7 separate regions of the Mus musculus genome follow, and all the other regions are linked to region 4. A link is a loop called in an ENCODE intact Hi-C map of the cell type or tissue named here. Cell type or tissue: left cerebral cortex. All regions are shown on one strand. Region 1 has its middle 52 kb from the start of Nmnat3. Region 2 has its middle 91 kb from the start of Clstn2. Region 3 overlaps Clstn2 (calsyntenin 2). Region 4 holds the start of Clstn2 (calsyntenin 2). Region 5 has its middle 18 kb from the start of 4930579K19Rik. Region 6 overlaps Nmnat3 (nicotinamide nucleotide adenylyltransferase 3). Region 7 overlaps Clstn2 (calsyntenin 2).

Region 1 (4,000 bases), 210 kb before region 4:
GAGAGAGAGTTACTGATTTACATTCACTTTTCAAGTGTCATGAAATTTCAACCTTCGGCCAACTTCACCTTGAAACCATAAAGTTAAAGCTTTCCTGGAAAGAAAGCTTCCATCTCGAGCCAGTTGCAAATGAAATGATGCATCTCACTAACTTTTGCAACCCTTTGATGGGAAAGGGAAGCCAAGACCCCTAATTCTAATCATATTCCTATGAAAGGCTCTTACAAATATGGCTGAAAAGGATACCGTTTAATTTTATTGAGCACCCTACAAAAGTCTTTGTCCATTCTACACCCTTTCTTGGCTGCCTCATCCAACAGGTCTCTACCTGATTAACTGACTCTCTATCTGTCTGCTACCACCCACTTCCCACTGCCCACCCCCATAGTTCTTCCCTCAGAAGATTCTCAGCCCAAGTCTCCTCCTCCATCTTCCATTAGTAGTTCTGGTCCTGTTCCTGGGTCTCATAGCAACATTTCTAGCATCAAGTCCTTGTCCCTTACCAGGTGGACAAGGTAAACAGGAAGAGCCACAGTTGTGCCAGTAAATCAGGCATGTCAGTGTATGTGGAGGGAAACTGGGGACCCCAGGAATAGTGGGTTCCTGGGGGTCCCTTTTCAACAGAACCTGATCCTACAAATTGCTATCTGAGTAATAGATTTTTTTTATTTTGAAAATATTAGCGCAGCTTTCTTACATGTCACAGCTACAAGCTGCTTCCTTGAACTTGAGAGGTGGCATGGAGTAGAACCAGGAAGGGGATCTTAGATGGCCCAGGAAAGACCACTGGGACACATGTCACTCTCATCTATCACATGAGTGCAAATTGCATTCGGTCTGAAACCTTGCTCTTAGAAACAAATGGCAGGGATTATTGTTTGGATAACACTAAACAATCAACCAGATGTTTCCAAATCTCCTGCCTCAAGGTCCAGGCTATTGTGATGTTTACATTTCATCTTACCAGGTCCTGTGGATCTGAATAAATGCATTCTGGAGAAGTTTTGAACAAACACTGAAGATGCCAGAAACCCTGGCTGTTGGCCCAGACAGAGCCCAGCAGAGGTGGGGTTTGTGCTGGATCCACACGGTTGTTTCCTTATTAAATTCAAACATTCGTTGAGGACATTGAAGTGAATTTTTTACCAAAATCCAAACCAGACTTGAAATTGGAAAAATAATAAGACAGGTATATTTTTGATAATACTGTAGCTTTTGGGGTACTCTTTAGGGCTTTAAATAGGGATTATTGAGAAAGCGCTGCAGAGTCTACTGAGAATTCATTCCATTCCTGGTTTCTTGAGCTCCTGTTCCCAAGGGTCAGTGGGCAGCAAGCTATAATTACCCTGCAAGTGGTTTTAATGAAACAGGAGGGAATTCTGAAATCTGAGGTTGGACAGAATAGGCGCCCATCTTCACTTGGGTGTGGTTCACAAATCAAGCTATCTCTAGATGAAAACAGTCTTGAGAATTTCGGAGAGATGAGATTTCCTGAAGATGGAAATAGATGTTAACTATTTTAAACAGCATGTAACCCTGACCCTAAAGACCCCCTCTTCCCCACCTGTCCACTCTTTATGTGCTTAGGCTTCTGAGACAGAGATATCAAGGGTGTTTTCCATGTTACTTGGGCAAGCTTCTCTGTGAGGAAACATTCTGAGTCTAACAGGCGTCCTCCCTTTATCTGTCTCTGTCTCCACCTCTGCCTCTCTGTGTGTCTCTCTCTGTCTGTTTCTCTCTCTGTCTTCTTCTTTGTGTCTGTCTGCCCGTCTTTCTGTCTGTCTGTCTCTCTGTGGTGTGTGTTAGACAGGAAGTGTGTTTGCGGAGGTGGCACTCATGTGATCACTCTAATCAAAACCATCCCCAGGTCCCCTCAGCCTCTTGACTCTCCTACAATGAGACTGATCAGATTAACTTTGTCACTGGGGCTCTAGGAAGAGATGGCAGAGCAAACAGATATTGTAGCCTGGCTTTCTAGTCTGCAGTGCCCTCCCGTAGGCCTGCTCCATCTGGAACTGACACTGGCCAGGCTGCATTTTCCCCAGAACCAGCAGAGGGAGCAGGGAACAGAAGCCAAGCTCCTCCAAAGGCCTCAGATGGAGCATTAGCAATTCTGCTCCCCATCTGTTTCTGTCTGATTCTGATATCAAACAAGTAAGGAAGGCCCCTCCTTAAATCTGTAGGTGGATTTATGTCCTGATCAGAGGACTTCAGTCTCCCTTGGACTCCACACTTCGAGTAGTGATCTTCCTACAAAATTCCTGTGAAGAACAATCTGGTGCCCAGGTCCTTATTGTGAGTCCCCCACATAACGAAGACATCTAGGGAGGAAGGTGACCTCTCAAGACAGTGACTATTGATGGGAATGGTTTCAAGGACCAATCTGAACAGAGCCAGGTGGGAGAGACTCGGGTGCTTACCAGAAGAATAAGTTAGATAATAGGATGGACCTTTTGGCTGTTAAGGGGAGCCAGCATGGGGAGGGCTTGTGAAAATGCTAGAGAGAAAAATCTCCTTTTTATGGTCATCTGCTTTCTTTCTGGTTATGGTATAATCTATAGTGGAGATGTACAGTGGACACAAATTGTAAGCACATTGTTGAGGCTACTGACTGAGGGACACCCACATGTGGCCACCCAGACCAAGACACTGAGCATTTCTAGCTAAGCCCCAACTTCCTTTGTGTCACTTCCCAGCTAGAATCCAGTGTCCCCAGGCCATTACCATTCTGACTTCTGCCACTGTTGATGTTTTGCCAGCTGCTGAATTCATTGGCATGCTCACTTTTGAGTTTGGCTGTCAGTGTTGTGTTGAGTACTAATGGCTCCTTCTTTCTTGATGCTGGATAGCACGCCACAGTGCAGGGCAAGTGGAGGGGGCCACCAGCCAGAAGAATTGGTAACATTGAAGCAAGTCAAAAACCCCAGTAAATCTCATAACTGAGAACGCCAGGCCTTGGAATCAGCTCCCAGCCAGGTTCTGCCTGTCCTGGAACACATAACCACAACACTCCACCAAGAGGACCTTGCCAACTGGTCACGTAACAAAAAAACCTAGAGTTCTCCATGCTAATGAGGTATCTAGATAGGTGGTTAGTCAATGAGCTTCCCTTCCTGGGCATTCCTTCCTGCAAAGTGTATTTAATCCCTGCTTCACCCTGAGTAAGATGTATGCATTCGCATCTGCCATCAAATAAAACAGTTTGGACAAGCAAGGACCTTCTCCTTCATCAAGGATAGCCACAGGGGGAGGCCTTTGTCATAAAGAGCTGCACATAATCTTCCACAGAAGGCCTTCTCTCTTCCAGCCACTCAATGCTTTCTGTACTCACTCAGAGCCAAACCAGACTCTGCCCCATCCCAGACTCAGCCATCCCGCTTCTTGCCTGGCACATACGGGAAACAATTTTTCCTCCTACAAACAGTGAGGGCTTGTGTTACATCTTTCTATTTAAAGGTCACAGTCCTCCATGTCTGGACAGCTCTTGAGCTCAGTACAAGATGGAAGACTGCCTTTTTTGGGGGGAATGAGGGTACTTCCTCTTCTCTGCTTGATCTTGGGAGCCTGACCCCAATATTCTCTACCTGCAGAATGTCACTTTAGCCTTGGTGAGGTCACAGGTTCAGCTTCCTTTCTCCCAATTAGAATCTGTTCAGCAAACGCTTGGAATTCCTGAAATGGCTCTCCATGCAAATGAGGCACTCTTCTATTCCCTAAGCTGTGGGCAATGATACTTATCCGCCATGGAAATCCCTAGCTGATTCTTCCAATCTCTACGGCTCTTGAACCTGGAATGAAGTCCAGCTGCCTCTCTGAAGCTGATCCTGGTAGTCCATCATTTTTGCCCCTACTCATGGGACCATCTGAACCTGGTCCTTGAACTCTGCTCCCATTTTTTTTTTTTTTTTTTTTTTTTTTGTGGGCCAGTGGCCAATGGTCCCTGGGGAGAAGGGAGGACACAAGGTTGTGCTGGAGAACTTTGAGGCTAGCACCCTTTGGC
Region 2 (4,000 bases), 93 kb before region 4:
ACAGGCTCCATAGATACAGCTGAAGGTTAGAACCACAAACCTCTGGGTCTGAGCTGAAGATGATAAGGGAGAGAGCACCAAGGCATCCATACTAGTCCTATAAGGCTGGAAAGCACCAGTCTCAGAGGACAGTAGGATAGCCTTTAGAGCTGAGCCTGGCAGAAGGCACAGAGGCACCAAGAGGTAAACAGAAGCCAGAAGGCAGCCTGGCCACGGCAAGAAATGAGGCTGGGACAGTGGGACCCGGGATTGTTAAATATTAAAACTTGACGATAGCTCTTCCATATTCTCTCAACCTTCGTTTTGTAACTCATGACCTTAACTTGACCTATTCCTTGTCCTGACAAAAACGACTTATTGTTGTACTTTGTCACAGAGCCTCATGGATTTGGAGATTCCCTAGACCCCTTGCCTCTAGACCCAGCCTATCAGCTTAAAGGTCAGACAGCCCTGCTTTGTTCTAGATGGCCTCCATGTTGTAATTGTTGCAAATGCACCTGTTCATGGTTTTCCCCACATAAGAACTGGTTCTGAGGACTGCCTGTGGTCGCAGATTTGAATCTCGACTCTTGGCCATGTTCCTGATTAATCAGTCTTGGAGCTCGAGTACAATAAACCATCGATGCCTGACTGAGATTGGTGTCTGAGTGGTTTGGGTGGCTATTCTTGGACCCTGTGGTATAGAGGTGGTGCTCTGCAGAGCAAGAGCAGATGCTGAACCTCCTTGAGTTCCTCTAGACAAGGCAAGCAAAGTAGAGGAAGAAAATTGTCCTAACAGACAAAGCCTGAACAGGAAGCTGAGCGGCCTGGGTGAATCTGGAGGTATCTGGGTGGCCAGGATGTATCTGTGCATGTAGATGGTCACAGAGGAAAGTGGGCCTGTGAAAAAAGATGATCCCTACATAGGCAGTATGGACATGTCTCACTTCTAAGGGGAGGGGCAGGGGACACTGGTAACAGAAATAGATCCCATGTTGCAGAAGGCTCAAAAGAGACATGTGGATTCGAAGGTTTAACAAATAGAGGTTGGGCTCGGTTAAGATGGAAGTCAAGTAAGATGGATGGGCCTAGAATTACACCTGGGAAGACACCAGTTAGTTTTACTGGTGATGCTGGTGAGCCTGAAACATGGAATATTCTCCTTCTGTGTCTCACATCTGTTTTCTCTGTCTCCTTGCCTCAGATGTCACCAGGCATCTGCTGTACGCCATAGCTAGCAGTAGAAACATGGGATCCGAGAATATACTGTTGCTGTGCTAAGTTTGGTGGGTTTAGGGCTGGGGCTGGGATATTCTTGTACATCCTGACTTTCAGATTTTACAAAGCAGGACCATGCTATTCCCTTGGGGCAGGATAAATATGACTTCCTCCTGCTTCAGGAGACACACCCACTTGGGGTAGATAACATGGAAGACAGGAGAACAGTTGTTCCAACAAGACACTCCTCAGAGGAGCTGGGACCCCTCTGTGGGAAGGTAATCTTTAGGGCAAGCATTGGTTTCTTTGAGTTTAATTTGTGAAAGGAAGGGAGCTCTGGTTTTAAGCTTTGATTTCTCCTCTGGAAATCAACAATGGGGTGGGGGAGGAGGGGCTCCACTGGATTTAGGTTTGGGTATTTTGGGTGACAGGCGCACTGTGTAGATAGATATTTTTGTACTGCCATGTGGTGTTTGCACTACAGCTTCCTCAGCTGAGATATACTTGACTCTATGGCTTGAAATCCGAGATGGTAAATACAATCTGGATGAATTTTTGACCCAGGGTTCAGCGGGGGGACTTGGTACGATATTCCTGAATATATTATTCTGGCCATTTCAGGGGCTTCTGGAGGTAACAGCTGAGCCAGCCACTCATACTTTGGGACCAAAGAGAGGCCTGTCTGGCAATGGGGAGGACAGAACCTCCCTGCTGGGCTCCATCTCTTAAAAGGACCTTAGGTTTGGCAGGTTAGCCTAATCAGACAAATGGAGAACAGCAGTTGGAATCAGGACACACCCCCCACCCCCCATCCCTCCTGATCTGTCTGCTGTTTCTGCAGAGCACAGCCTTCTACTTGTGTGCACTTGCTGGCTTAGTCTTCCTGAGCACAGTGGGTTACTAACGCTTAGAATGTCACAGGGAAGTGAACAAGAAACACGAATAACACTGCTCACACACAGCCCGTCAAACTATAGGGTGCTTCTTTGTGTTTGAGAGTGATGGTTTGGCTGGGCAGGCACTGTGGCGTAGGGGTGGGTGGGTAGATTTATCTGTGCAAAGACAGGTGTGCGCCTCTTACCTTTTGTGGGATGTTTGGTGGGTGGAGCAGAGCTGGGCTCCAGTTCCCCTTGTTCCTCCAGGGGGTGCTTTTGTTCAGCTCATGACCTTGCACAGCTGCTCCAAACACCCTGTGTCATTCTCTTCAGGGCAGAGAATAGCTACTTCTGGAATGGTGAACCGTGACCTCTACTCCCTCAGATCAGTTTTCGAGGATTTGTGGTCTCAAGTGGAGGGAGAGTAGTGAAGGGCAGTTCCCTCTTAGGCCTTTCACGTTCAAGAGCTTTTGGGCTTTAGGGTTATTGGGTATCTGTGAGATATGACTGAAATATCCTCTGGTATCTTGAGTATGTCTTGTGCCTGCCAGAGTCTTAGAGGACAGGGAGAGTAAGAGATGGCTTACCATGTGCCTAAGTCTTAACAAAAATGACAATTCATAATATTTTTTCTTTAAACAATAACAATATAAGGGCTCGTATAAATGAAAACTCATCCCTTTAGGTCGGCTGCCTATAGACCTTCTCCTCTCTGTTCCCTGAGAGCCGATCCCCCAGCTCAGTTTGTTCCTTGTGCTGTAACAGAACACAAGCTGCAGTCTTCCCTTAACCTTGCTCATAGCCCTGTGGCTCCCCCACAGACTAGTGCTTCCTAATGCTGTGACCCTTTAATACAGTTCCTCATATTGTGGTGACACCCCCAACTATAAAATTGTTTTCATTGCTACGTCATAACTAATTTTGCTGTTATGAGTTATAATGTAAATATTGATGTCTTTTGATGGTCTTAGGCAACCCCTATGAAAGGGTTATTCCAGGACTAAAGGGGGTGGTGACCCAGAAGTTGAGAACAGCTGCCATAGACCATCCCCCTCCTGCTCTCCCCAAAACTTGTTCCTTTGTCCCAGCCCTCAATTCCAGCAGGCATCTCCTGCTAATCTGAGGGCAGCTCTTCCCAGAGCAACAAGTAGGCCAAAGGCAGATCAGTACCTCTTCTATTGCTCCTGAGATCCAGTCCCCCCAGTCCCATACCAGGCTCTGTAACTGGAAAACTGCCGTGGTCTCCCTTTCCCCTCTGACCCCCACTCCCAATGGATCACAAAGACCTTCTCCTCCATCCTCCCTTCCTCCAGTTCACCTCAATTACCTAGCCTCCAACACCAGGAACTACAGGAGGTTACCAACTAAACAAGCCAGGAGGAAAACAAGCAACACACAGCCAACATGCTCTCCAGAACTCCAGAGTGGAAACGGAAACCAAGAAACAAAACAACCTCAGTTAGGGTTTCTATTGCTGTAACAAAACTCCATGACCAAAAAGCAAGTTAGGAAAGGGTTTATTGGACCTACACTTCCACATTGTAGTCTATCAATTGAAAGAAGCCAGAGCAAGAACTTGAGGGCAGGAACCTGGAGGCAGGAACTGATGCAGAGGCTGTGGAAGAGTGCTGCTTACTAGCTTGCTCCATATGGCTTGCTCAGTCTGCTTTCATATAGATTTCAGGCCCACAAGCCCAGGGATGGCACCATCCAGGATGACCTGGGCCCTCCCACACCAATCACTAACTAAGAAAATGCCCTACAGGCTGGTCCACTGTCTGATTTTATGGAGACAATTTCTTAACTGAGGTTCCCTCCTCTCAAATGACTGTATTTTGTGTCAAATTGACTTGAGTCTAGCCAGTTCACCACCCAACAAAGACAAATCCAGAAATCAACACCTGGACCTGTGTAATCATCCTACACTC
Region 3 (4,000 bases), 260 kb after region 4:
TTTTTCCATTGGTTTCAGAGGACTTAGAGAACTGCTGAACCATTAGAAAGCCTCCATCTTAGCTTCTGGGTTACGGCCTCAAAATGGAGCAGAAAGTCTCAACAGGGGGAGGGAGGAAAGGAGGGAGGGAGTAAGGAAGAGAGAGAGAGAGAGAGAGAGAGAGAGAGAGAGAGAGAGAGAGAGAGAGCCTAAATTGAGAAGTGAGCATGTGCCTGTCACTGTCGCCTAGCCATATACTGTTTCCAAGTTTCTTACTCAATCTATGAAATAACAATGCTTTAAATATCATCAACATATGCATTGTAAAAGAATGTACATCATGCATCTAAAAGCATCAGGAAGTATTTCTTATCCCAGTGTCATAGGTTGCACTTCTTTTTCTCCCCTAGTTCTGAGAAGTTGTGGTTTCTTTCAGTCTTATTAGGGCATGTATAATTTGAATTAAAATTTTAATTTAATTTGGATTTTAAAAAGAGCATTTTTCCCAATGACTCAATTGAGTTTGCTAAATAGTATTAAGTTCCTAGCTTTATTGGTGTTTAGAATGTCTTCTATAGCCTAGGGTGGCCTGGAACTTAACATGCTGCCCAGGTTGGCCTGAAAGGCCCAGTGATCCTGCCTTAGCCTCTTGAGGGTAAGGACTGCAGCCATGGACTCTCTGGTCTCAGAGTGCCTGTCCTCCCCACTTACAGCTTCCTTTCGGTGCATAACTCTCTTTTAGGTCTTATCCTGCCTTCTGCTAAGCCTTCTATCTTCTTCCTTCCCATCAGAGATGACATGTCACTTGTATGTACCTTGATAGGACTTTGATAATACTTGGAAACCACTTGTTCAGATAGTGTTTTCTTCTCCCACTTTTAACCACTGGTTCTAACTGCTCAATAAGCAGCAAGGACCAAGAGCAGAAAGCCTGAGCTTGTTGCTTGAGATGAGCATCCTTGCCCCTCAGAAAGGTTCACTCAGGTTGCAAATGAACCGAAGAGACTCCCAGGAGCACTGAGGTGTCATCTTAATCTATGTGGGGACCTCAGGAGATGGTTTAGTGCCAAACAGTTCTTTAAACAGTCTTTGGAAGATGACTGAGCTATGTGTTCAAGTGAAGGAAAATGGGGAAAGGGGCACAGAAGGGAACAACCTACCTCCAGTTTGCTTTCTATGTGGGATTTGTGGGAAGGTACAAGAATTACAGTTAGGGAAGGGCAATGTGATACAAAGGCAGATCCACTGCCTAGAAGAAATTCTCACTGGGGAGTTGGGGAATATTTTAAGGAGCTTAACTGAAATGAAAACATGGCAAATCAGATTGGCATATGTTAGCCACTGCACAGCAACTCTGACGAATTAAGCTTTGATGGTTCAGTTACTGATCATCTATTATAAGGTATTTAGTGAGCACCTACTGCATACTAACCTTTCCTCTATAAACTCAGTCAGTGGGCCAAGCAGTGTTCTCTATGCTTGTGATGCTTAACTTTCTACAGGGCTAAGAGTGAGGCACAGACAGTAAATAATCAACATAGCCAACAAGTGAATGATGGAGTTGATTCAATAAAAAGTGAAACAGGGAAATGCCCTGGAAGATAGCATGAGGAGGGGAGCTTGGGAGAGTCAGGGTAGACCTGACTTGCAGTTGGCAGGGATCTGGCACGCAGATGGCGAAGGGGTGTAACTGTGTCTGCTGAGTGGAATGTCCCCAGTAGGGAGGCTGTCAGTGAAAAAGCCTGGCGCTTTGGAAGCAGCTGTGTGTCATAGCTGTGTGGGGCAGGGAGGAGAGTCATGGACATAGCAAAAGCTTGGCTTTGCTTTGGAGAGAGGTGGTTACAGAGGCAAAGCAGAGGACTAGCATCTCCCCCTTATATTCTGATCAGAGCTCTCTGTTTACTATGATAAGAACAAATTGTGGGAGACCAGGGTGGCATCAGAGAGGCCATGGAGAAACTTCTTCAGCGATATAGAGTGATTGTGGCTTAGGTCAACAGGAGAGATGATTGTTCCAGGCAGAGTGAACAAAATATTCTTATACAGTCTGTCTCATGTCTAAAACTACTCCATGGTGTTGGACCTAAATAGCTGAGGTTTAAAGGAAGTTACAAGGATACAGGTTCATGAAGGATGAAGACCCTTTCACCTTAGGATGCCCCCTTTGCTGTGATTTCTGGATCCCTAGCACCATAGTAGAAAAGTAAAATGAGCAGTTGGGTATGTCAGTCTGGAGCTGGTGGGGAGATCTTCTTGGGAGGGCAATTTAGGATTATTAATGTGCAGCTAGTCTCTAAAGCCATGGACATTTATCTGTCTAAGGGAAGAGATGGGAGAAGTGATGAAACTCAAGAAACAATGGCTGCTGTGACATGAAACCCAGAGAGTCAGGTGTTTGGAAGCAATGGGAAGAGGAGAAGGATCACCCAAAACTAGTAAGAGTACCAGGTCCTCTCTATCCTGGGCACTAACTGGGAGTGAATATGACTGAGTTCTAGAGTCATATGACTCCAGTCATATGACTGAGTTCTGGAAGAAAAAACTAATGTAGGTGAACCCAGACTTAGCCATAAATTTTCCAGTACTCTTGGAGTAGTGGAGGATCCACTAAGGGTAATCTTATGGTGGCCTGATCTGACCCCACAGTGACCACACAGAGCAGCATCCTTTCAAGTTAAGAAATAGAATTCCATTTTATAAATTATTATGATTTGTTTTTACAAGAGTTAGGGGACCCTGAAAAAGATAAGGATTGGTCCAAAGCTGCTGATATGTAGATAATGACTGTGTAAAGGACCATTGGATTTAGCCACCCAGATCTCAATTATGGCTTTAAAAAGTAGTTTCAGGGGCACAGTGAACAAAAATATGACTGGAATTAGTTCCACAGAAAATAGGAGATGTAGCGGAAGATGCTTTGGGACCAGTTATCTTCTAAGGATCGAGACTGTGGAGAACAAAGAGAAGGGTATTTGCTGATGGGAGAGAAAAACCAAGAGAAGGTGTGAGGTCTGCTGTTTGTATTTTTAAGATAGGAGAAGTAGGCACAGTGTGCCATTCATTGGTGGGAATTACTAGCTCCTTTCCTGAGACCACCATGTAATTTGGCTCCTGGCCCATGCCGAGGCTGCTCACCTGGGATAGTTATTTGTTTCCGCCTGAATGGCAAATGATATCATTTTGAAAGGCCTCCTGGTGCCTGATTGATTTGTTAGGGAGCCTGACAGCCTTAATGGACTTTTCTGACAAGACAATGGCTTCTCCAGGCAGTGCTTGTCTTGGAGAGATTCCAGGCTGGTAATGAATGGTGTTATGCGTAAAGATGGAGGGGAAAGAGGAAGAAGAAGGCAGGAGTGCAGAGATTTTACTTAATGTAGGTCCTGGAAAATGGGAAGAAGATAAACCACACATTTATACTCTATTTTATTGGCAGATAGTAAAGGGTGGAACAAGGGCAAAGAGACAAATGTCTTTTAAGATATTGATTAGCAGGAGGCAGCTAAGACCACCCAAAGATGTACTACTATCTTACAATTAATCTCCTGGACCACCCATTTTCCTTTTGATTTCTTTTTTTTCAAGGAAAGTCATCCTTTGGGTTATAAGGTGGAATGTCAGAAGGGTTCAACTTTCAGTTGATGCTCTACCATTTTCTATCTCTGATGTTTTCAGATATCTAAGTTCTCTTTCTGGGATATAGAAAGAGTGATGTATGTATGAAGTAGCAACTGACAGATAGAAGGCACATGCAGGGGTCAGCTGATATTATCTTGATTATCCAAGATGAGGTGATTCCCTCGAATCATACTGTTCCTTTGTTCCATTTTGGACAAAGTTCCTGAACCCTTTCTGTGCCTTGTCCCTCCATCTTAAAGCCAGATGGCTACCACATAATAGCTTCTCAGTGGATTAACTGTTAGGATCATTTGTATATGTGTGTATACTATGCTTCATGCCCTTATGTAATAACATCTAAATGAATTAAATGTTAGAATTATTTGCATGTATATGTGAACTTTTG
Region 4 (4,000 bases):
TTCCACCCGCCGGAACCGGCGCCTGACCGAGTCGGATCACGCGAGCGAGCGGCATAGGGGATGGCTGTGGAAAGTTGGGGGCCGGAGCTGCGAGGCGGGGGAGCGCGCAACCCCGCGCCGATGTCCGCGTCTCATGAATATGCACGAGCCACCTCCCTCCCTCCGTGACGTCACGGGCCGTCCCGGGGTGAGCGCTGGAGCCGCTCCGGGTCCGCGCCAGTGAGTGCTGCTGTTGCGGGAGAGCGAGCGACGCGGCGAAGGGCAGCGGAGGCGGTGAGTGAGGGCGGCGGCGGCGGCTCCAGAAGCGCACCCGGCAGCTCCAGGGAGGCGGCGCGGCAGGCACCGGCGGACACCAGCGGACGCCAGCGGACACCGGCAGGCGAGGCCGGCGCGAGCGGTAGGAGGCGGCGGCTGCAGCTCGGTGGCGGCTCAGGCGGCGAGGATGCTGCCGGGGAGGCTGTGCTTGGTGCCGCTCCTGCTGGCGCTGGGCGTAGGGAGCGGCGGCGGCAGTGGAGACGGCGGAGACAGCCGGCGGCGCCGCCTCCTCGTGGCGAAAGGTGGGTGCTGGGGAAGTTTGTTCCTCTTCTGGAAGGAAGCAGGGCGGGCTCGAGGGTGCAGACCCTGGACTTACTCGTCTAACACCCGCCCTTTCTTGTGGCAGCTTCGGCTTCTGCGCGCACCGTCCTCGAAGTGTGCGCCCTAAACTGTGGACCCAAGAGGTTCTCCAGCCCAACCTCTGGGCGGGGTCCAGGCGCCAAGGAGAAGGGGAGGTCTATGGAGTATAGAGAACTTTGGGGGCCCTGTGTGCTGGGGTGGGAGCATCGCGGGGCTTGGCTCAGGGATGCTTTGAGCAAGGCAGGACATGGGCGCTGTAGCGGGGGCTGGGGAGTGGGTGAAGCAGGTGTCTGTCTGCTTCTGCTTTGGGGGCAAGAACCAGGGGCGTCTTCAAAGCAGCGAGACGAGCTGGACTGGCACTCCAGCTTGAGGATGGCGTGGGAACTTGTAGGCTCCTGAAAGCCTTGCCCGCACCCAGGCGCTCCTCCTGCTCCTCCGCAGCGCGGGCTCTGGCTCCCCTGGGAACTCACGCCCTCAAGATGGGCAGAGTCCGGAAGAAGCGCGGGATGTGATGGTTGCTACTGCGGCTCACACTCTGCTTTTCTTCGGAGGACCGAGCCTCCGAGCCTAGAGCTCCTCTCTGGTCTTTATAGTTGATCTTGACCTCTCTAATCCTCTAAGATTCTCCTGAACGCTGGCGTTATCAGGGGAACCTGAAGCCCGCAAGCCCCAGACTTTGACAGCTGTCTGGGAGCGCTGGGAGAAGCGCAGGTTGGGGAGCCTGCATCTGGAGGGCGGGTCTGGAACAGAAGGTCACGCGGTAGCCAAAAGCTGGGAAGCATCGCAGGAGCCCAATTGGGGTGGATGATGGTGGGCTCAGGGAGACTGTAGCAGATTGCAGGATGGAGCGTTTGGCTTAAGTGGTAACTTGTTGATTCTCTGCACTGTTGACGAGGAGGGCGTGCTTTTGATTTCTGCCAGGTGAACGGGTGACATATGGTCCTTGGAATTCTGTCTGGCGATATTTTGAAAACAGAGTTTTTGTCCTTGTTGGAAAAAGATTCCCAAGTAGAGACAGCTTGATTTAGAGGTTTGTTGGCTGAGCTGGTATGAAAAGCACAGCAGCCTGGATCTCTCCGGAGACAGGGCAATTGGGGAAGCAGGCCATTCCATTTGCCTTGTCTGGACTTTGAGAGCGGCCTCTCCTGACATTTGCAAGTGATAAATTTGGGAAAAGAGGTGCTCCTATTCTTTTTAATCTATTGATTTCTGGTGACATAAAATGGAAAAGATTTTATGCACAGGTGTCTTTCTAACACGTACCTCTCCTCTTCCTCAAGGAGTTTCTTTTTCCCTTTCTTTCTTTCTTCCTTTCTTTCTTTCTTTCTTTCTTCCTTTTTTCTTTCTTTCTTTTTTTCTTTTTTTGAGAAGACAGAAAAATTCATCATGAAAATGTCTTTTTAAAAGTGGTATGGTAAAAGGTTGTCTGTATGAAGGGACCAATGTACTATGCTGTTGCTGTTGTTCTGGTGAAAATAAGGATAGAAACCGAGCGTCCGAACAGTCTGTTCTTCCAGTACGGACACTTTGACAGGTAGGCAGATTTCATCCTTTCAGGGGAGCTCACGGTGAGTAAGGATTAGAGAAGGAGTAATTTGGGAAGAGAGCCCCTCCTGTAACACCTTGCTGAGTTTGCCAAGAATGGGAAATGAGAGGAGAGGGAGAGAACAAAAAGCCACAACAAATGCAGGCTTCCACAGGTCTAGATTATGTAAATAATTGTATATAAAATAATTTAAATCCGTAATTTTCTTCCCTTAGAATATATCCATTTCACATTTAAAGCTATTTGTCATTCTACTCTAAAAGTTTTATTGGCCTTGAGAATAGGAGCTACTCTGGATTCTCCTTGTCTTTCCCCTTCAAGCCACAAGGGGGCTGCAAAGAGCACCATTTATTTATTTATTTATTTATTTATTTAATTTATTTATTTCGAAACAAGGACTATTTGGTCACAACAGACACATTTATTATAACAGTTTATTTAACATTTACAGGTCAGACTTTCTTTATTTCAGTGCACTTGAAGTTTACATTTCTAAATTGTACAACCCCTGAGGACTATTTGGGAGGAACAATAAAACTGAGTTTTGCACGTAACACACACTGCCTCTGATAGCGCTGTTTTGTAAGGCTTCTATCATTTCTATTCCCATCGTTAAAAAGGAGAAGACTCAGGAGGGCCCTTGAGAGAGACTGAACAGAGAGACAGCTGTCTTTCTCAGTGCACTTCCGAGTTCACGGGTAGAAAGAAGACAACCAGGAGTGTGCATGACGATGCCTTAGCTGAGGGGTACAGACCTTGTGAGTTGGACACACCCTCTAAATAACTTTTTACAGGTGTTCTGCTGGTCTCAAATTCCTGTGAGGTGGCACATCTGAATACCAGTGTGTTCTGCTTTTGCATTTCTTACTTCTTGCTGCAGGGGACCTAGAAGCTAACTCCTGACCACTGCTGGGGTTTTCCACCTAAGGTTGAGCTTCCAGTGCAGCCATGTTCCAGAAGCAGACATGAATAAAGTAGCCGGGCAGTTAAAACTGCTTCCTCATCTTCCTATGCTTAGGATACACATAAAAACAAGCCCTTCTTGGATTCCTATACACACACACACACACACACACACACACACACACACACACTATGAACAATGCTTGGGAATTATTCTAGAGAAAGGCACAATGTATCAGAGAAAGACGATGAGCTCCAGAAGTCACCTGAAGGTTTATGTTACGTTTAATAAAATGCCAGTGACCTTATAACCTCAAGGACTCAGTATGCATTCTCTTCCTAGGTGCCAGACTGCAGGGATAGAGATCGCTCAGCACAGCCCTTGCGTATAGAGCATCAGTTACTACAGGCTCACCTGGTGAGCACGTACGTAAAGCAGGCCTGTGTGTGAGGCAGAAATCAGAAGTTGCTTGTACCTGTGGGAACCAGTGTTCTTGATCAAGGAAGCCGCACTATCCTTTCATCCACAGACTGAAAACCACTTTTGAGGACTGCACAATATTGCATATGGCAGCCCCTGCCCTAAAGGGTGATGTGCACTCCTGCAGGGAATTGTCCTCAATCATCTTGGGCAAGTAGCACGTGGCTCTTAAAGGGGCCATAAAGTTGCCGCTGCAGCTCAAACACAAGGGCCCAACATATTTCTCAGCATCGAACTAGAGTTTACTCTCACCTGCAGTTGTCCCTAGTCACCTCTGCTCTTATGGTCAGCTTTATTATCATTATCACCCAAGTGTGGTCACAAGGGGGCATGATCTTCTCTAGGAACCTTCCTGGGATGGCCCCTCCTAGCAAGTCATGCCTATGTTTCCTTGCCTGATCGCAGACTGATCTGTGGGTGTTCAGGGCTTCTCTGTATTGCTTGGGCTGGCCTTG
Region 5 (4,000 bases), 510 kb before region 4:
TAGAGAAGCTCTAAAAGCAAAAGGACCCCTTATTTACTGTAGATGCATTTTTGGGGCTACTTTATTGAGTTCTTATAACTATCATCCTTCTCCACCCTTATTCCACCCTGATCCTTCCAACCCCCTACTACTAGGTAGGAGAAAAAGAAGGTTAGAGGGGGAAGGGGACATAGACCTCTCTAGACTACTTCCTGCTGATTAGGGATGTCGAGTTCTTAGGGGCAAGCACAGTCTTTGTGGTTAGGATACTGCTAACCAGCAATCCAGCAATCCAGCAATCCAGCAATCCAGCAATCCAGCAATCGCAACGGCGGTGGCAGTGGTGGTGGCGGTAGTGGTAGCAACAGCAGTAGGCACTGCAGGCCCTCTCATATAGCTTTCTCCAGATTCCCCAGAATTCCAAACATAAATTATCTGCAGCCGGCAAAAATCACACCCCTCCTGGAGCATGAAACAAATCATAGTTAGTGGCTGTGAACAATCTGAAGCAGCCCCATATCCCACACCTGGTATTAAAACAAAAACATAAATCACATAACATAACGATTTTTAAAGAAACCAAAATTCTCACTATGCTTTACCTCTGCAGTACCAGTAAAGTCAACACAGGGAACAGCAATGGTGCACCCCTAGCTATCCCAGCCAGGGGATATCCCAGCCAGGAACAGCCCAATGGTAAGCTTTAACTCCGACCTTTGCCTAGTGGTAATGAGAAACTCTTCCACTTGGTACTGAGGGGTTAATGGAGGTTGAGTGGGGAACCTGGAGTCCTCTCTGCACATGCCAACAGTGAGATACCCTTCCACCTTGTCCCTGCCTGTCACTAGTGCAGTGTGTGAGGAAGTCAGAACAGAATGCGCAAATAAATTAACACAGTACCCAGAATGTCCAGGTGCCAACAGAAAATCACTCATCGGTGGTTTTTCAAGAGCTAGAAAACAGATGTCAACATTAAGATGTGAGAAACTTTAAAATTATAAGACAGATATTTCAAAGCAGTCACCATAAAAATGTTCAATAGGCAATGTTGAGTATATTATAAATACAAGCAGGAAGCCTCAAAAAGCTAAAAATATATCAGAAAAGAAATAAAAGCTTGAAGAATCTAATGAAAAAGTTATGTTAAAAACTTCATAACTGAGCAGGGAGGGCAGCACTTGGGAGGCAGAGGCAGGTGGAGCTCTGCAAGTTTGAGGCCCGCCTGATCTACAGAGTGAGTTCCAGGACAGCCAGGGCTATCCTTGTCTGAGAAAAAACCTTGTCTCAGAAAACCAAGAACCAAACCCAAACAACTGAAAACCAAGTCACAGCCCCACCCCCAAACCCATAACTGACATAAGAAAGCTCAAATATGAGAAGGGATAGCAAAGCTGATGGCACAGGGACATCACTGAATCTAAGCACTACAGAGAAGGCAGACTGAAACCACAAGAGACAGAGCTTCATGGACCTCTGGGATTTATGGCAACTCTAACATTTATATCCTTGGAGTCCTGAAAAGAGAAGAAAATTAGATCAAGGCTCAAAACCCAAAAACCAAAACAGAAAAAGCAAAACCAACCAAACAAAAAGTCCAAAGTTTGTTTTCCCGTCACAGTCAATTCAAGCTAGCAACAATTAACAGGAAGGTATCAGGAAAGCCTATATATGCTTGAAAACTCAGCAGTGCACATTGAAACAGCAAGTGACAAAGAAAGCCATGGGTGGTGGTGGGGGGGACGTTGAATAACAGTGGCAAAATAGCATGCCACAATCCCTAGTGTGCAGCTAACACAGCACTGAGAGGTGACCTGGCAGCAGTCAAGGAGTGCGTTGGCAAAGGAGAAACAGCTCAAGTGAATAATCTAAGCTCTGCCCTGAGGAGAGCAAACAAAACCCAAGACCAGCAGAGGGGAGGAAATCCTAAGAATGAACACCAAGCAATGGGGAACAGAGAGCAGAGGAAACTGTTGAGACAAAGGCCCCATTCTTGGGAAAGCTAAGCAAGATGGACAAAACCCACAAGCTACCAACATTAGAACCAAGCAAGGGTGGTGACTACCGACCACAGAGTTACCATGAGGAAAATAACAACCCGATGTGTGCAGAGGGGTTTTGTGTGTGTGTGTGTGTGTGTGTGTGTGTGTGATGCTTGATGTTGGAGTCATCAAATATTCTATCAGAACTCACCCAGTACGAAGGAGTCTGAAAAGGTTCACTTTAAGGTAAATGAGTTCATAATTTGAAAATGTCCTCCAGTCTCTAGTCCCAAATGCTTTCCCTGCATAACCACACCCAAATATTTAAAGAATACCAATTCTGCACACTCTCTCCCAGAAAAGATGATAATGCCCCGCTCCATTTTGTGAAGCCAAGTACTTCTTCAATGACAAAGCCAAACAAGGAGATCACAGAAATAAAACAGGAAGCTGTACGTCAATATATCTCATAAAGCCAAACACAGAACCTATCAACAAAATTTTAGCCAGAGAACCTGACAGTTAACAAGAGGGAAAACGGGGCTGGAAAGATGGATCAGTGGCTTCCAGAACATTCTGCTCTTCTAGAAGACCTGAATTTGGTTCCAGCACCTAAAGAAAGGAGGACTGCTCACAATCACCTGTAAGTCCAGCTCCGGAGGACCCAGTGCCCTCTTCTGGACGCCTCAGGCACCTGCACTCACATCACACATTGCCCCCCCCCCCAAACATATATAGCACAACAGGAGGATTTGTATTACACATAATCTTAAAAGTAAATGCTTTAAAAAGAAAATAAAATGAAACACACACTGTAGCCAGGGAGAGTTTGATTCCATAAATGAAGGGCTATTTCAAGATTTAGAAACCAAACAGTGTAATTCAATCCAACAGATCAATAAAGTCAAGCCAATGTGTGTGTATGAGAGAGAGAGAGAGAGAGAGAGAGAGAGAGAGAGAGAGAGAGAGAGAGATCTGTGTGTGTAACTCCATATGCTTATGTGGGCTAGAGGAGGATATTAGGTGTTCTGCTCTGTTGCTCTTCACCTTATTCCGGAAAGACAAGAGCCTCTTACTGAACCTGAAGCTTATGCATGGCCACACCCCCCACAAGTGCCAGGGTTATGCGTGGCCACACCCCTAATTGGTGCCAGTGTTATGCACAACCACATCTGTTTCAATATGTGGCTGAGTCATCTCCTCTGTCCCACGCAACTAATTTTGATAAAAGTTCAAAGATACACTATTCAGGGGAACAATTCTGTTTGTTTGTTTGTTTGTTTGAAACAGAGCCTCACTATGTCTCCCTTGCTGACCTGGAACTCCAGGCTGGCCTTGAACCTACAAAGATCCAGCTGCCTCTGACACTCAAGTGCTGCTGGGATTAAAGGCATGGTTCTCAACCTGTGGGTCTCGACCCCTTTGGGAGTCAAACAACCTTTTCACAGGAGTCATATATCCCGCATATCAGATATTTACATTGCAATTTATAACAGTAGCAACAAAAATAATTTTATGGTATGGGGGTCATCACAACAGGAGAAACTATATTGAAGGGTCACAGCATTAGGAAGGTTGAGAACCACTGGATTAAAGGCAAGGGTGACCACCCAGCTATTCCAGCCTCTTTAACAAACAGCAGGGGACAGTAGGTTAGGAAAAAGAGTATCAGTCTGTCCTACAATGTGGACAGCCATGAACTCAAAATGGGTCATGGGCTTAACTATAATCCAAGTAAGCCACACAATTTTATAAAACAGAGAGAGAGAAAAAAAAAAGAGGAATTCTTCAGATTAGGGCCAAGGAGTTCTTAGATTTGATACTAAAAGCACAGCCCATTAAAGAAAATATTAAGTTGAGCCTCCTCTGGTTAATAGCCTGTCAAGGACGGTGTTATTAAGATAGAGGCATGAGCCTCAACAAGACCTGAGCGAGGTCAACACCGAGAGACCTGCTAAAGAAGCAGGGGAATGTCATGGAGCCTCAATCCTAGAAGAAGAACTACACTCAACTAAGGAATGCCAGAGGGACAACTTGTTATC
Region 6 (4,000 bases), 360 kb before region 4:
TGACATCTGTAAGCAGTGGGTCCATGCTATATATCACAGTAAGCTGCTTACTTTGGTGGCTACAGATGTTTAATAGCTCACCATTTTAGCTTTAAAAGTGAAGCTTGAAAGATGTTCTCATTGTGCTAGTGGATGCTCCAAAGAGTGTAGCCTTCTCCTGGAAACTAGAAGCTCCCAAATGCATTTTCTATCCCAGGACAACTTGGATGCCTTGATCCCTCCACCCTGGACTCTGATGTTCCACGGTCTGGAGGACGGAAGGAAGCAGCTGAGAATGAGGGAGTAGCATTCAGCTTCTGGTTCCAGAAGTGGCTCCTGAAACTCCTTGCAATGCAAGCATGTGCGAAGGTGAGTGCTCTTGCTGCAAAGGGCCAGGCTTGTTGATGGACAACCCAAGCTAGTATCTAAGCACAGGATTTTCCTAGAGTCCAGAGAGTAGCAGGAAGAGGAGGGCACAGAAAGAAAGAGGAAAGGCCCTTTCTGGGCTGTAGTACACTGGGAAACAGGAGCAGAGAAGAACCAGGAAGGGTTTGTGGTTCCTTGAGTACCACATGAGTCACAACGTGGCCATGCTCTGGTACCTTTCAGCCAGGAGCCATGTTGGTGATGAGGCTGGGTGATATGCTGGTTGGCTTGATGTTGATACAGACACAGGTATGTGTGGGAAGAGGAAATCTCAACTGTACAACTACCTCCATCAAACTGGCCTGTAGGCAACTCTGTAGGGCATTTTCTTGATTAATGATCAGTTTGGAGCCCAGTTTACTGTGGGTCGTACCACTCCAGGGTTAGATGGTCCTGGGGTGTATAAGAAAGCAACTCAGGAGAAGCAAACTAGTAAGCAGTATTCTTCTGTGGCCTCTGCTTCAGTTCCTGCCTCCGGATTCCTGCTCTGAGTTCCAGTCTTGGCTTCCCTTGATGATGGCCTGTAGTCTACAAACCAAGCAAACCCTGCCCTTCCCAAGCTGCTTTTGGTTTATAACACAGAGACAGAAACCTAACTAGGACAGATGGGACAGATGGGTACAGCTAAGGGACACAGCTAAGTCTGGAAGCTGTAGGGCTGACAGTCTCCTGTTTTGCTGTCCTGATGGAATTCTGCGAGAAAGGCATCTCACACTAGCCCACGCCAGTGTGAACGAACAGCAGAGCAGAACTGGAGGGTACTATGTGTAGGCAGTGTGCCTCAGAAAACACCTCTCCCTCGGCTTCAGGGGGCCTCGGGGGGGAGGAGGGGGAGAGTCACAAATTCCCAAGGTTCTTTGGAAAATGGTGGCAAAGGAGGTTAAGAACGAGCAGTCAGAGGGTACAGAGTTCAGGGACCATGGTGAGCCCAGGCTCAGCATCTGGGACGCAGCCTGAGCCAAGAGATGCTGGGAAGCTTCAATAGTGTAGGCAGAGCAGACAGAAGCTCACACCTGTGATCTTGGGAAGAGAGGACCGGGTGCATCTTTTTAGGGCCAGAATGAAGATGCTTAAGCTGCTCTTGGAGCTGACCTGTAATAGACTTGGCTTAAAATTAGAACTTTTTCTTCAACACGTGTGAAGCATTAAAGAAAGCAAAGTACGTTACATCCCTGCACATCTGTGTTCCATTTTCTTTCTATTTTCCTGTTAAGAAGAAATGGGGCCTAGGAGGACTCTCTGGGGGCAATCTACATACATTTGATCTTCCCTGTTAATCTCCCATTTATAGGAAAGCAGGGCAGGAGGACAAAGCCACACTTGCCACTCTGCTGGTTGTCCTGGACAGTCAGGTGTCCTTTCTGATGGGGTAGCTCATTTGATAGCAGGTCACACATAGAGAAATCAATGCTCTTTTATAGCAGCCGGGAGAGAACAGTCAATCAAAATAACACTTTGAGCTAAGGCTGCTTCACGCCTTCCAAATGGGCCACGAGTCTGAGCTATTTTCCTTCCATGCTGTTCTTGGCTGCAACCACAGTGCAGCCTGCCATGTGAACTGTCCCTTGCTCTTCCAATCCACTCAAGGACCTCTCCTGTGACCCTCCTGCTGCTCACCCTCCCTTCCATTATAGCCCGTGTATGATTTCATCAGTCTGCCCTTGTCTTTCCCCCAAGAAACTGAGAGCCCCTAAAGGACACGGGATTGTTATTTCTTCCTGGGTAACATCCGTAAGTATTAGGTTTTACCGACCTCATCTTGGGGCTGTTGAAGCAATTCAGGGCTGTGAATTTAGCGTGGCAGATAGGGTTCCTTGTTTCCTTCCACTCCCTCTGGAAATGAGTAAGATGGAAAAGGGGGGAATAAGATAAAGTTGAGATCACAGGCAGGGGTGATGGTGGTGGGGTGTGAAAGAGAAAGCAATAGTTAAGCAAAGCCAATCTGGAGCACCGAGGGATGGTAAGAGACCGGCCAGAGCCAGTGGGCAGCAGATGCAATAGAAAGTAAGTTATAAGGCCAGCCAAAGCCCGGAGTGAACTGGGACATGGAGAAGTAGTCAACTCTACGGGCTGGGGCTCAATGAAGGGAGAAGGCAGGACCAGTTGAGAGTTTTTCTAAGGAACCTTAGCCATCCCAGTGCCTAGCTTAAATCTCCCACCCTGGCAGGCAACACATGAGCTTTCTGACTAGGTTGGACCAGAGAGAACTATGACTCCTGAAGTGGGGGAAAGAAACACCTAGACAAGAGCATCTGAGTTTGTCTTCCAGAATACAGAGTAGTGGTGTCTCTGCGGGGAAGGGATCCAGATTCCCAGGGCATTTCCTCATATTTGAAGACCCTGCACTTACAAAGCCATCAGTGCAGTTTTGACACCACTTCACACATGTGCCTGACCCGCAACTATGCCTGGAAGGCTGCTATGGTTTAGCTATGGGTTGAGCACATCTTCCCAAAGGCTCATGTGTTGATAGCGTGCTGTGTGTGTCTCACTGGCGAGTGTGGCTCACACTAAGGGGAGGGGCCTCCTGAGCTAATTAGTTCCCAGTTTGAAGGGATTGATGCTTCATGCAATGAGTAATTATCAAGAGAGCTGTTATGAGACCAGCTCTTCCCTGTCTCCAGTTTTCATTTCTGTCATGTGACCTCTTATATGTCATGTGTCAGAGCATGCATGAGGCCTTTATTAGAAGACCAACAATTTGTGCTTCCAGACTCCAAAACTGTAACAACTCAGCCTCTGGCAATTTTGATATTACAACTGATAACGGGTTAAGCATAAGAGAAGATGGATTTGGGAAGGAGTCTTACCATGAAAGACGGAGACTAAAACAGCCGTCGGGAGAAAACGGTCTTTGGAAGTTACAGACAATGCAGAGAGAAACAGAGAATTAAAGAAAAAAGAAATCTTCCAGGAGAAACAAGATGGTGCAGTAAAGAGTAAAGGCACTTGCCATGAAGGCGGACAACCTGAATCCTATACTCAGGGCCTCCATCACGGAAGAAAAGAGCTGATGCTGGCAGGTTGTCCTCTACCCTTACACCACCATACACACTTGCAACGCACATGCACACATCCCTACACCTTTGCCATTGGGCAGTCTGAGCTTTCTGATGGAGAAGCTTCACCCTGGAACCTCAGCGTGTTTTTTATATACAACTGAACAGGGAGGTGGGATTTATGGTATACTTATTCAGCAAGGAGACAGGTTTAGTTAATCTTGGTAGGAGCAGCCTCTAGGTTATAAACATCTGGGGGATGTGGGGCGGAGGGGGGCAGCCATAGTGAACATTTTCTACACACAATATCACCATCTGCACATGAACCTAAGGACGGCTTTGTCTTCCCTATGAGCCTCATCCAGGGAAAGCTTTGCCACTCCCATGGGGCCTGAGGTACTGGGGTCTTGACATAGCAGTGCTCATGTCAGTAGTATACATTCACTCAGGACCTAGCTAGCTCACTACAACACACAAATTAAATAGATGTTAAGAAGATTACAGTAATATTGTCAGGGACTATATCCTATCCAAGAACTAGGAATGAGAGCTCCTTTTAAAGAAACAAGACACAGCTCTTAGAGATTAAAAGCTAC
Region 7 (4,000 bases), 150 kb after region 4:
TAGACTGTACTCAGGCATCCTTTCACCCCTTCTGACTTCCCTAAGACATCTATGTGGAGTCTTTTGGCATAGTCCCTTGCTAAAATAGTGTTATAACTTGGATGTATCTTTATATATTCATTTTTGTCTCAGTTTCAAACACATACCTAAAGGTGCATGCAGTCTGAGTGACTAGCCATGCTCATAACCGCCCCCCCCCCTTCTGCTCCAATGACATCCTTCTATTTCCTCTGCTGGAATAAGTATGTCCCATTTCCAGGCTTGTTAAAACCTGTTATGTCTTAGATGAATTGTTAATGTCCTCATGGTAAACCTTTTGACTGCTGGCTGTTGGAGAGAGGTATTTTTAGAAGCACTGAAGCTTCTTGGACTCCTTAGTCATAGCTTTGCCACATGCTCATTTGGTTTTCTTGAGGATTTCAACATTTCATGACCCCTTCTCAAGTTTGTAACTACAGTTCAGAGCAATCGAATGTGGGCATAAGTTTGTACTCAGTATTTGACATAGACAGGGATCAACCATGGTGCAACATGATGAACTTGTTTGAAACCAGTGGAGAGATAGCTAGAAGAGCTGGATGAATTAGTATAAATTCAAGGATGGCCAGATAAAGAAATGCTAGCATAAAACTAGGCTTTCCCAGGCAGTAACTTCTGGCCATTCATAAATATCCAGATGGTTGCTGTGTGCCTTTATTTTCCTCTTCAAACCATTGACTGTTCTTTGTACCTCTGGTCTCCCATAACCCTGGCAGCCTTCATTCATGAGTACGCACACTTTCAGAAACTGAACCTACAGCTTGTTCCAAGTGGTACATGTGGAGTTGTATTTTCTGTGAAGGGCTTTTGTCCACTGGCTTGTCTCTTTTAGCCTAGGAATATCACATGGTTCTGGTGGTCACACTGCCAGTGAGGCATTTGTGGACTGGACACAGTTAGGGACAATAAAGGGAAGAAGAACATTATATCTATGTACCCTAAGCTTAGCAATATGTGTGTGTGTATATATATACACATACATTCACATATACATACATACATATATACATATGTGTGTATGTATATATATATACACACACATATAACATTTTCTCTGTCTTTTCTTCTTTATGTAGTTCACTCTGATCTTCTGCCTCTATTCAATAGGCATCAAATATGAGCTCTTCATACTTATATTTTTATGTGACATATAAACTGGATATCAGTGCGAGTCATTCTTCAGTGCCTCCAGAAGCCTCTTAGGATAGAAGGGTAACAAGTTCTCCTGATCTGGGAATGTAGATACTTCTTAACACTATACAGTACCAGATTAAAGATGGGTCACATCCAAGTGAACCAGGATCCCAGCTTTCTCCTTGTCTGTCTTATGGCAAATTTAACACATGCTCATTTCTCATCTGCCCTCCTGGGATGCAGCAACACATGTTTGCAATGTCACTACCTCATGAAAGAGAGGCAGGTGCGTGGGACAGAATTGAGGTTGTGGCCATTTTAAATGAGTACATATTTACCAGCATAAGCAAGTAGACAAAGTACTGGGAAGAACATGGAGAGATTGGCTTGTTTTCTGGCAGAGCTCCTAATGAGCTCTTTGAGTTCTGATAAATCATTTATCCTGTAGGTTGTTTGCTAAGGTGAGATACAGAGGTATGTATGGAAATATATGGATTCATATATGTTGCACCTGCCTGACAAAAATCCATTTTCTTATAGTAGTATATGTCTATTTACATTTAAGCATATATAATAAGCATGTGATATATGTTTATATAACATATATTTCTTATAGTAACTATGTGTGCTGGAAACCAAGTCCTCAGGTGTAATGTGTTGTACAAGATACTCTGGTACAGGATACTGCCTACTGCTGAATTTGAGCAAATTCTAAGACAACATGTTCTCAGAGCTTTAGGGGGGAAGGTAAAGATATTTTTTTCTGAGCATCTGCTTGAAAGTACTTTTCAGCATCAGCAACAGGCATTTTTTACTCCTGTTTCTCACTGGCAGTAACAAGGAATGCAGCTCCCCCTGAGAAATCTCACTTACTTTGAATTGGGACTCAACCAACTTGTGTGGGTGTAGGTAAGTGTGGATGTGTGCACCTGCGCTCAAGCTTGTGTCTATAGAAATAAATGGAGTGTATATGATTCATGAATTTTGTTCCTAGCGTGTGCAACTGCATCTCCTGTTTGCCACTGAAACATTTCCAAAGAGAGGTAGAACTTGCCTTGCCTTATCAGATACTTTGGATTCTCGCTGTTTCTCTACACTGGTACAGCTGAAGGTTGATTTTGTTTGAAGATGTATGCATTATTCACCCAGGGTCTCTGTAGAGACTTATTCCCTCCCTTAGAAGAGACATCAACAAACAGATTGGTATCATTGCTACTGCATTGCTGGGATGGAAGGTGGTAAGTTGGACTGTTTTGTTCTCTTTGCAACATGGAGTTCTTCCAAATGAAAGACTTCACTGCCTCTCAGATACACTCACTAGCCATGCTGAAATTCTTCCTTATTTTAGTCATATGTGCATGAAGCTGTGGATATAAGCTTAGTTTTTTAAACCACACAAGGGCTATCACTCTGGATGTTCTTCTCCCAATTCTACTCTCATGGGGAAGCAGAGAGGGGCCCACTGGACAATGCCTACTTCTCTTGAGACTCCAGTTTATCTGTAGGTAACTTTATATATCCAAAGAGTAGATACAACTTCTTATTTATAGCATGCTGCAGGAATTCATTGGTGAGATTCAATGTCTTCTTTTATCCATCTGTTCCATCAGTAGCTTTGCTGCTTCTCATGCCTCTCTCCATGGCTGCCCCCAGGATATGATACAGGTCCCACAAAATACATGCAGTCAGGGTAGGCCTAAAGCCTGAGAGTTGGACCCTAAAGACTCCTGGGATGTGTAGCTTTGTAAGGCTTTCAACTAGGATCAAATGTTGGATGGAGTTGTATGTTTTAGAATTGTTATTTGGCTCTTGGTGCAAGCTCATGGTCAACTTTGTTGCTCACCATCAGCTAAAATACAGATCACGTGAGACAACTCAGATGGACAATCTCCAGATGGAGATTTGACTCACTGCTGATAAGTGTGAAGTTTTTAACAGATTTATATTGAGGCTTCTTATCTACCTAATTCATAAGAATATCACATCCCATTATTATCTTATGGCCATTTGGCTATATTGTAGTGATACAAATAGAAAAGAGGTCTTCTCTGCTGTGGTAATGCCAAAAGATAAGTCTGGAACATCTTCATGTCTATCTTGAAAAGAATGTTGAGGCTTTGTGTCTGTTCTGTGACCATGTTAATCAGCAGTGTCTGTGATGAGAAAGGGATAAGAGCACATGGTGCTGTGCATAGATCAGAATTTATCAAGTCAACTCTACAGCTTAGACTTTTCATGGTGGTCCCAGGAAAAACATTTCAGCCTTCTGTGTCTCTCTTCACCTTTATAGTGACAGTGTCTACCCAGAGTGCTTTGGTTTTTATTTCCTGAACCATCCAATGTACATTATCCACATGAATAGTACCCTGCACATTGGAGTGAAATATGAAGTCTCATTGCTACTGTAATTAATCATTAATACATACCTCTTGTCTTCCGGCCAATGAAGTTGCTAAAGCTCATGACATATATCTGTCACTGTTCAGGTCATTGGGATTACCGGGTTGTTCTCTAGGTGCCTGTAAACTATCTCTTTAAGGTGTTTGCTACAGTTTCCCTTGGAGCCCCTGCAACTTAACAGATGTGTATTCAGGGAGCCGCGCTTTTTAAATGCTTCAAAATTAATGTTTCTACTGCTTCCTTGATCAAAAGACATCACTCTCATTGTGTCATTTCACAGCTATCCTGGGACCACATTCAAGTAGTTACTTAACATGACACACACCCCTAAGAACTTCTAATTCATTGCCTCACTTCTTTCATGCAACAGCCTTTCCCCCAACCCCAGACTGGCACTGTGGTCAATTGGATTTTTTAAAAATAAGAG

Evidence for each region. Peaks named below come from ENCODE experiments on the same cell type or tissue, not always from the same donor. Only the 100,000 strongest peaks of a DNase experiment are listed, where the experiment ranks them.
Region 1: it touches region 4 in a loop (3-fold over the local background); 7 of 42 quality-filtered maps call a loop at or near these places.
Region 2: a loop joins it to region 4, with 2.2 times the contacts of the local background. A loop is called at or near these places in 3 of 42 quality-filtered maps.
Region 3: a loop joins it to region 4, with 2.7 times the contacts of the local background. A loop is called at or near these places in 2 of 42 quality-filtered maps.
Region 5: it touches region 4 in a loop (3-fold over the local background); 11 of 42 quality-filtered maps call a loop at or near these places.
Region 6: a loop joins it to region 4, with 4 times the contacts of the local background. A loop is called at or near these places in 3 of 42 quality-filtered maps.
Region 7: it touches region 4 in a loop (2.8-fold over the local background); 2 of 42 quality-filtered maps call a loop at or near these places.

The regions. Positions count from the first base shown.
Region 1 is chr9:98,242,467-98,246,466 of GRCm38, reverse strand. No RefSeq gene overlaps it. Among named protein-coding and RNA genes, the nearest start is that of Nmnat3, 52 kb to the left of the region's middle. In left cerebral cortex, a CTCF peak has its summit at 2,046 (motif pointing right); a DNase peak (open chromatin) is centred at 2,050.
Region 2 is chr9:98,121,932-98,125,931 of GRCm38, reverse strand. No RefSeq gene overlaps it. Among named protein-coding and RNA genes, the nearest start is that of Clstn2, 91 kb to the right of the region's middle. In left cerebral cortex, a CTCF peak has its summit at 2,338; DNase peaks (open chromatin) are centred at 1,283 and 1,674.
Region 3 is chr9:97,771,789-97,775,788 of GRCm38, reverse strand. All of the region lies in intron 2 of Clstn2 (calsyntenin 2), which reads left to right. Among named protein-coding and RNA genes, the nearest start is that of 4921534H16Rik, 230 kb to the left of the region's middle. In left cerebral cortex, no CTCF peak of the experiment used is centred here; a DNase peak (open chromatin) is centred at 1,685.
Region 4 is chr9:98,029,418-98,033,417 of GRCm38, reverse strand. Clstn2 (calsyntenin 2) reads left to right here and starts at 251. Exons shown (of 18, transcript NM_022319.2): 1 at 251-557. The coding sequence starts at 443. In left cerebral cortex, CTCF peaks have their summits at 511 (motif pointing left) and 2,489 (motif pointing right); DNase peaks (open chromatin) are centred at 965, 1,401, 1,640, 2,515 and 1 more place; H3K4me3 peaks cover 2,884 bases; H3K27ac peaks cover 2,199 bases.
Region 5 is chr9:98,543,328-98,547,327 of GRCm38, reverse strand. No RefSeq gene overlaps it. Among named protein-coding and RNA genes, the nearest start is that of 4930579K19Rik, 18 kb to the left of the region's middle. In left cerebral cortex, no CTCF peak of the experiment used is centred here; no DNase peak of the experiment used is centred here.
Region 6 is chr9:98,385,873-98,389,872 of GRCm38, reverse strand. The region is part of intron 2 of Nmnat3 (nicotinamide nucleotide adenylyltransferase 3); the gene reads right to left. Among named protein-coding and RNA genes, the nearest start is that of Rbp1, 35 kb to the left of the region's middle. In left cerebral cortex, no CTCF peak of the experiment used is centred here; DNase peaks (open chromatin) are centred at 1,069, 1,374 and 1,797; H3K27ac peaks cover 1,604 bases.
Region 7 is chr9:97,881,603-97,885,602 of GRCm38, reverse strand. The region is part of intron 1 of Clstn2 (calsyntenin 2); the gene reads left to right. Among named protein-coding and RNA genes, the nearest start is that of 4921534H16Rik, 120 kb to the left of the region's middle. In left cerebral cortex, no CTCF peak of the experiment used is centred here; a DNase peak (open chromatin) is centred at 2,056.